Regions from separate parts of the Homo sapiens genome. Here all the other regions are linked to region 2. Evidence: chromatin contacts called from ENCODE Hi-C or POLR2A ChIA-PET data. All regions are on one chromosome and are shown on one strand. Each heading gives the region's core, a stretch centred on a gene start or an enhancer-like site at or near the end of the contact. The rest is flanking DNA. Distances are from core to core; before and after follow the strand shown. Region 1 overlaps SESTD1 (SEC14 and spectrin domain containing 1). Region 2 overlaps SESTD1 (SEC14 and spectrin domain containing 1). Region 3 has its middle 73 kb from the start of SESTD1.

Evidence for each region. A loop is a pair of places that touch in the nucleus more often than their neighbours do. ChIA-PET counts read pairs that join two places held with the same protein, here RNA polymerase II (POLR2A). Pooled maps may share reads with other maps.
Region 1: a map of transverse colon shows a loop between it and region 2 (5-fold over the local background). The contact joins two enhancer-like sites. A Hi-C loop is called at or near these places in 1 of 168 maps with a recorded cell type or tissue (transverse colon), 1 of 37 single-sample maps with no recorded cell type and 1 of 50 pooled maps. POLR2A ChIA-PET finds 5 or more read pairs at or near these places in 4 of 52 experiments (T-cell, activated T-cell, activated naive CD4-positive, alpha-beta T cell and 1 more).
Region 3: a map of mammary epithelial cell shows a loop between it and region 2 (2.8-fold over the local background). The contact joins two enhancer-like sites. A Hi-C loop is called at or near these places in 34 of 168 maps with a recorded cell type or tissue (CD14-positive monocyte, Calu3, HepG2 and 20 more), 10 of 37 single-sample maps with no recorded cell type and 21 of 50 pooled maps. POLR2A ChIA-PET finds 5 or more read pairs at or near these places in 4 of 52 experiments (B cell, GM12878, HepG2 and 1 more).

Annotation. Positions count from the first base shown.
Region 1 is chr2:179,169,778-179,172,477 of GRCh38, forward strand. SESTD1 (SEC14 and spectrin domain containing 1) reads right to left here. Exons shown (of 18, transcript NM_178123.5): 5 at 2,343-2,456. Among named protein-coding and RNA genes, the nearest start is that of SESTD1, 94 kb to the right of the region's middle. Within about 2 kb of position 1,299, at least 2 of the 41 ENCODE cell types and tissues checked have a DNase peak (open chromatin) inside an H3K27ac peak, as active enhancers do.
Region 2 is chr2:179,238,075-179,240,774 of GRCh38, forward strand. All of the region lies in intron 1 of SESTD1 (SEC14 and spectrin domain containing 1), which reads right to left. Among named protein-coding and RNA genes, the nearest start is that of SESTD1, 25 kb to the right of the region's middle. Within about 2 kb of position 1,322, at least 2 of the 41 ENCODE cell types and tissues checked have a DNase peak (open chromatin) inside an H3K27ac peak, as active enhancers do.
Region 3 is chr2:179,336,046-179,338,745 of GRCh38, forward strand. No RefSeq gene overlaps it. Among named protein-coding and RNA genes, the nearest start is that of SESTD1, 73 kb to the left of the region's middle. Within about 2 kb of position 1,251, at least 2 of the 41 ENCODE cell types and tissues checked have a DNase peak (open chromatin) inside an H3K27ac peak, as active enhancers do.

The DNA of each region.
Region 1 (2,700 bases), core at 49-2,548, 68 kb before region 2:
CAGCATGACTAACGTAGAGAAACCCCGTCTCTACTAAAAATGCAAAATTAGCTGGGTGTGGTGGTGCATGCCTGTAATCTCAGCTACGTGGGAGGCTCAGGCAGGAGAATCTCTTGAACCTGGGAGGCGGAGGTTGCAGTGAGCCGAGGTTGCACCACTGCACTCCAGCCTGGGTAACAAAAGCGAAACTCCATCTCAAAAAAAAAAAAAAAAACCTGAAGTCATAAAATACATATTCTTGACCATAGCTCACAAACATTAACTCAAAATAGATCACAGATCTAAATTTAATGACTAAAACTATACAACTTTTAGAAGAAAATATCAAGGACAATCTTTGTGACCTTGAGTAAGGCAAAGATTTCTCAGATTATGACAACAAAAGTCTGATTAATAAAAGAAAACTGTTTCTCCACCTGTGAAATCAGAAAGCAAAAAAAAAAAAAACTGAAAAAGAGGACTTCATCATAGTTAAAAAAATTTCTTGAAAACTGTTAAGAGAATGACAAGGCAAACAATAGACTAGGAGGTAATATTTGTAAATTATGTGTCTCATAAATGACTTCTATACAAAATACATAAAAAACTCTCAAAATCCAGTAACAAAAAAGACCTTATTTTTTTTAAAAAATAGGTAAGAGATTTAAACTGATACCATCTGTGATACTGTGATATAAGAAATATGCATTTGCTCTTTGTCCCCGGTTCCTGGCACAGAACTCCTGAAACCCTTGTAATTCCTAGGTGACAGGAGCATCCTTTATTACAGTATTTGGTCTCAGTCCCCAGTTATCGACACAAGAGTTACAAGATCCTTGGCATTTCTGGAGTGATAAGTGTTTTTTTGGATGTTAGTAAGATGAGTGGTGGCTGTGGGCCTCTAAACAGATTCAAGATGAAGGCTTGTCACCAAAAAGACCAAGGCATAATTAGAGAGTTGAAACTTTCATGGCCACTCCTCTCCCTCCAGGGAAGGGAGAGAGGCTGGAGACTGAGTTAGTTAATCACTAATGGCCAATGATTTGGAGAGTTTCTGGGTTGATAAACATGTACACAGGCCATGAGGGTGGTGCACCCCAACTCCCTAGGGTTCGAAGCTCCTGCGCTCTGGATCATTCTAGACCTTGCACTTTGTGTATCACTTCATCTGGGTTGTTCATCTATATTCTTTATATAAAGCCAGTAAATGTTAGTAAAGTGATTCCCTGAATTCTATGAATCAATATACCAAATTACTAAACCTGAGAAGGGGCTTGTGAGTACAGAAACAGTTTTCCTACCACCAGTCAGGGGCTAGAAATGGAGAAGTTAACTATAGGAGCATATAGGGGAATTCTGGGGGTGAGGAGACACTTCCTGATTTCTTGATTGTGGTTTTATATGTTTTGTCAGAACTCTCAGAACTACACACTAAAATGAATTAATTTCACTGCACGTAAATTATAGCTTAATTTTTTTAAGTAAAGAATAAAACCATGTATTTTTAAGAAATTTCAAGCCATCTCCTTTAAGAATAAACTAAGTTTTCTCAAATCTTTCTATCCAATATACATTAACAACCTTTTCTCCATACCAAAAATACACTGATATTGACCTCGGTAAAAATAAAAATGAGTGTATAGCATGGCAAGTTCCAAAATGAATCTTTATTATCTGACTGTAAGCATTCCAAGGGCCTATATTATACCAGGTTGGAGTTAGTCTTTGTATTCTTCAAAGTTCCCACACTTTATTTAGACAATGTAAAGTCTGTTATTTATCAACTCTCCTACTGGGAAGTTGAGAATTAACAGGTGTGGAAGAAAGAATATGACAAACTGCTTAGATTTACATTCCATCATAGTGCTTTTTTCTAACCTACAGTAAGATGCACTATCACACAAGGAAAGTAAAAGAGAGAAATAAAAAGTCAGTAGGAAAGAATGGATAACTGTGTTCATGTATTAAAACTGGCCAGATACTAAAAAATAATTATGACATGTCACAAAAAATAGACTATAATTTCAACTCCAAAATGTCCAGGATTTCCTAGTATTTGTTAAATTTCCTCTCCATAATGCAATAAAAAAATTTAAATACAAAGGTTCTACTTATTCAAAGAAGTTAACAAAGAATGATACAATTGAAAATGGAAAACAAGAAAGCTTTCATGATCTTTAACAAAATATCATACTTCATTCAGCAAGTATCCAAATGCTGACCATATACTAATTATTACTTAGGCACTAATTAAGCATTCCTTAAGCACTGCTTAGTAACCAATGCTGAACGGTCAAAAATAATTTCAGTAAAATACTATTTTTAAAGATATAATGGACTTTAAAAAAAGAGATTACATTTACCTCAAAGCCAAGTCTATCCTTCTCCTTCCAAAAACAAAAATGCGTTACTTTCTTATCCCAGAATTCATCTGGCTTTACCACACAAACAAGGGACACCTCAGCTGGAACAACATTCTATAAAATACAGAAAAATAATTACAAATTACACATGTAAAATGAATAATTTACTAAATTTATAAATTACCAGACAGTCAAGATTATGCTACATAAGAGATTTTTGGAGAAGAATTAAAATAATAAAGAAGAAATTCTCTAGACTTCAAAACATACATGGCAATAAAGAAGAACTTGAAAGACAAGGTGATTCAGAAAATACTTCAAATAAAAAATGCAGCATAAATTGTACATGTGAATTACT
Region 2 (2,700 bases), core at 72-2,571:
CAATAAAGCTAGAGAAAATAAAATCTTATTAAGAAAATCAAAAGAAGAGAACATATATTTACTATTCATTAACTGGAAGTGGATCATCAAAAATGTCATCATCCTTGTTGTCTTTACATTGAGTCAGTTGAGAAAGTGGAGGAAGAGGATAGGTTGGCCTTGCTGTCTCAGGGGTGACAGATATAGAAGAAAAGCCACATAAAGTGAACCCATCTGGTTCAAACCTATTGTTCAAGGATCAACTGTACAATCATACTAGTAAGTCCACAGAAAACTGTTGGCATAATAAAATTAACGCCTTCTCATGGCCTTAGAAATCCTGTCATGATCAAATTTCTTCAAAATTCTTAGATTCCATAAAAATATATATTAAATAAAAGTTACAGCTTATACATTTAGAAAAACAAAATTTGACAAATACTTTGACAATTATCTAATAATGTTCTTATTACCATTCCTAGAGATTAACCTAATATGAAGCATCAGCCCCTTTGAAGTAGTCCCCTCAGTCATGCCAGTTTCTGTAAGAAACTAGAAACTTATTGCTCAATAAATTACTATGTGTAGGGAAAAAGGTCAGTGTTATTTTATAATTCTTTCTGTGCTTTGGAGTCATAATATAATAAACCAAATTGAGTATATGGCCCTAAAATAAATAATGAACTAGAGCACCTAATTTCTTCTTCCTCAGAGGAAAGGCTTTGTTGTCACAAAGTTAATTGAATTCTTATCTTTGAGTCTATTTTTTCTCTATGTTCTTTATTAACTGACCTCTTTTCTCCTTCTTTTCTTCCTCTGCCTTGCCCTCGTTTTCTTATCCCTAACTGCTTTTATTATTAGAAACTAAAAGTCTGTCAGTCTCTTAAATTAAATACATTAACTACTTACATGCCAAATGTTTACACCAGTTTTATCATAAGAAATTCAAGAGTGTCTCATTTATTAATCACGACTAATGTTTGATTTCTCTGCTGTAGCAGTAAATTATTTATTATCTATATTTGTGCCAACTATGTATCTTAGTATCTGACAAAAGTAAACACTTGAAGTGAGATTAAGACTATTAATTCAACAAAAGTCTACAGTATCAATGGATTATATAGGATGCTATAAGCTCTGTACTGTTCCTGCAACCACCTTTTAAAAAAATGAATAGAGAATTTTTTTTTAAATCTTTGAGAGAATAATCCTGAATTCTGTTATTTCATATTGTCTACAGAAATTTAATTACTGCCACAAAATGTTTTCTTCCTTTTGCAAACCAGCTCATAGTTCATATAATGACTCTCCTGGATGAGTCATCTGCAGGAAGTACAAGGTTTTTTTTTTGAATCTGCTAAGGTAAAGACTTTGAAGTATAAAGTTAAAAGCTGCACAGCTGGAAGCATTCTGGGAAAGAACTTTAAAAGTGACTGAAACCACTGGTATTCACTTATATTTTAACCCAGCTACACATTAGAATCATGTGGGGAGCTTTTAAAAAATATAAATGTGAGAGCCCCAGTTCAAATCAACTGAATGACAATCTCTGGGTTTAGACCTAGGCACAGGAATTATTTCAGAGCCCCCCAGGTAAACAACATATGCAGCTAGGATTCAAAACCACTGGCCAAGTCTTTATCATTATTAAGATAGATTAAAACAATAAGGCATCATTTAGCACTACTAACGCTTTATTCTTAAAGAAATGCCATTTAACTACATGCAAACCTTAAATTATCTACTATTCCAATGTTTAAGTCCAATACTCAACAAAGAGTAGATGCTCCACAATCAGTGACTGGTGATACTGATATATTAACAACCAATTTACAATCATTACCTTACTTTAGAAGGACAATCAAACTATTCTGGTGCAGAACATATTATTTTGACATTTTTCAATAGTTCCAGCTTCACATCTTCTGAAACAACTGATGATCCAGTCAAATACCTAACAGCTTGCAGATTACAAGGTGATGAGACACATGGCCTTGAGATGAACGATTGGTGCATTTCAGACAGAAGAACAAATTGATCAAGGTCATGGTATACAGACAGTAGAAACGCAGAATCCTATAGAATAGAATTCTATAGAACATCAAATGGTGTAACAGAGACACACAGGAGTAGTTGGAAGAGGAGAGAAAAGCTAAGATTCTTCACAGATTAAGAAGCTCTCTGAATAACAGACGAAGAAACTTAGATGATGATCTACAGGCAACAGAGAGTCACTGGAGGTTTTCTAAAAGGAGTGACTTGGTGTTCTACTTCCTGGAAGATGGAGTAGATACAATTTTTCCTATTCCTCTCACTAAGTACAAATAAAAGTGCTACACATTACATATAAAACAAGCCTAAGAAGTCTGTGAACGGTAGAGAAAGGAACACAGACTGACTAGGGGCCTCAGGACCTAAGATTAAGTTTCCCTTGAGTTTTCTTTTTGCCTAATTACATCTCAGACTTGCAGCTGTAAAACCGGCAACCTGGAAATAACAATAGGAGAAGACAAAAATAAAGCCCCAACAAAAGCCGCCAGTCAAAAGACCAGGAAGGAGCAGTCCAGCAAGAAAAAAAACTTTAGACAAAAAAAGTGCTACTCTAGCCCAAAATACACAAAACACTGGCCTCACCCTCACCCATGCCAGAAGGTCAAGTGGAGGGCCTAGACTTTCATTCTTGAAAGTCTGTAAGGAGGCATATAACACCCCTCAGGAGTG
Region 3 (2,700 bases), core at 1-2,500, 98 kb after region 2:
CTCAGGAGGGCTGAAATACATGACTTATCAATGAGGTTAGAATTACATTCATAGAAACATCAGTGTATGATGCTGTTTTGTGGCACATGCTTCAGGGAATTGGTTACATAAACAGGTGGGGTGTGTGTGTGTGTGTGTATGTATATAATAATTTCATAGTCAAGCCTATAGGAATAAAGAATAATTCAAATATAAAGAATTCAGATAGTATGGAAGAAAATGTTAGGTACCACCCCTAACTGGAATGTGCAAGAAAAAGAATTATAAATTCAAGGAGACATTCTATATAAACCAGATGTGAGTTGGCAAAGTATATGACTTTTCCAAGTAATATTTACATTTTAAGAGGGGGCTCCTGGAAGTGCCTTCTTCCAAGCTATAAGGTACAGGGGTAGGGATTTCAGCACCTGCAAGGCAGATATTTTTGAAGTAGAGAATCTTTGTAGCAGCTGAGAGGGGTTTACAGCACACAATCTGTTCTTCTGTTCAAGGTCAGTGTGCCCAGATGAAAAACTGTCCTCCTTTAGAAGAGGCTAACACGGTCTGAAGCAGCTACAGAACAGCGTACGTTATCTGTCAATCCAAACCAGCATGATGAAAATTATTCAAATCAATTAATTAAAAAATCTCACATAAATAATGCATTTGCCATCCAACTTTGTTCTGTTTTCCTGGCTGGGTTAATAATCAAGAGAGTTAATATTTTTAAAAATGCAAATAGTCTTGTTTTTAATCTTTAAAGATCTTGCTAAATAGACAACAGATAAAGTTCTACCTGGTGAAGTTCATGAAAGCTTTTAGAAGGAAAGCATTTGCCAGATCAATTTAGTGTGAGTCAAAAAGAGATAAAAAAGGAAATGACTCCCACCTCTTCAGAGTACTCCAGGATCTTTGAAAGTGCCATACAAATATTCAACGGTTGCATACTGGCAAAGTAGAAATAAGCAATGGACAAATCCTTCAGGAAGTGAGGGAGGTACTCTAAACTTTAGCCTGCAGCTGAGCCCCAGGGTCTCCTGATTCCTAGAACCATCACCTTCATTATTCTTTAGTTCTTTCTTCACTGTGGTAAAACAGATACAACTGAATTTTTTAATTCATGTCTAGAAGGGCACCAGCCACACACCCTCTTCAGTCAGCAGGCATAAACATCTAGCCTGTTTACCCCAAGCCGATCTCCCAGCACACTGAGTCTGTACATCTGGAAAATATTGTTTGCTGCTTAAAGGATCACTCCAACTGTGTGGCTGCTGGCAGGAATTCCTGCTACTCAGACTTTTGGTATTTATTGGGAGAGCCCCCGTATGCTGGTGCAAGGATGCCCAGAGGGAGTCCTAAAAATCCTTTTGAGTCTCACAGCTGGGCTCCTTTTTCAGGCTGCACAGCTGGCATTATATTTGGGCAGCATGCCTTGGCTTCTGACTGTGGGGTTGCAGAGGCCAATCCCCCTCTGCGGTCTCAAGAACTGCAAGTTCCTCCAGTATCCAGCTTCTGCCTTCATGAGAAGTCTTGAGTTGCTTGAGTCTTAAAAGTTTTCAAATTGCTATCAGTTTATTAAAATATTCAGTTCTCAGTACGGTAAGTTTCACTAAAAATACTATAGATTAAATGGGTTTTGGCTAACTCTGAAAAAATAGCATTGCTAAATTTAAGATAATTTTATTATGTAGCAGCTATGGAAAGAAAACTAAATTTGGAGTTTCTTGAGCAGTTAACTGAAATTTTAGTGGACCGTAAACTTCTTCCTAAGACTCTTCCCAATGTAAAAGTTCAGCAAGAGTCTCACTCTGTCGCCCAGGCTGGAGTGCAGTAGCACGATCTCGGCTCACTGCAACCTACGCCTCCCGGGTTCAGTTGATTCTCCTGCCTCACCCTCCTGAGTAGCTGGGATTACAGGCGCCCACCACTGCACCTGGCTAATTTTTTGTATGTTTAGTAAAGAGGGGGTTTCGCCATGTTGCCCAGGCTGGTCTCGAACTCCTGAGCTCAGGCAATCTGCCCGCCTCAGGCTCCCAAAGTGCTGGAATTACAGGCCTGAGCCACCGTGCCCAGACGATAGTAAGATTTTCATAAAGGACATCAAAGTTATCTTCCAAGCATTCTCCCTTCTTCCCTCATAATGCTTGACTCCATTTCCATGGCAGTCCTTAGCCCTGACATATCAAAACCAACCCGGGTAGCCCAGTCCCCTCGACATCTTTATTAGCTCAGGTAATGTAGGCCTAGTAATCGACACATGACATTTCCCTTGTTCATTGGTTGGAGGAATCCAGCCTCTTCTTTTGGATGTGACTGAGGTGCAGGTGGTCTCAGTTGATGCTGCAGTCACCTTACGAAGACAGCCTGAGGGCAAAGCTGATGTACGCCAGGAAGAAGATTCAAAGACCCATGTCTCAAAGAAGCTGTACCTGACCAAATCTCACCTTAACTCCCATAAAATGTTTGGACTTTTTAATCTATTGAACTAAAAATTCCCATTTATTGTTTAATCTAATCAGGATACTTTTTTGCTACTTGCATCCAAAAGAATTTCAACAGAATAAATTAAGGTGCAAACTGAATATCCATAAATTTCCCCAGCCTCCTGGGATGACTCTTTCTTTTAGTACTGTAATTCAAGGCCCTTATCCCAGGAGACTGCTGGAAGTACTGTGGTGCTTGTTCCAAGTCCTCCGAGGATCGCTAAGGAGGGATTTTTTA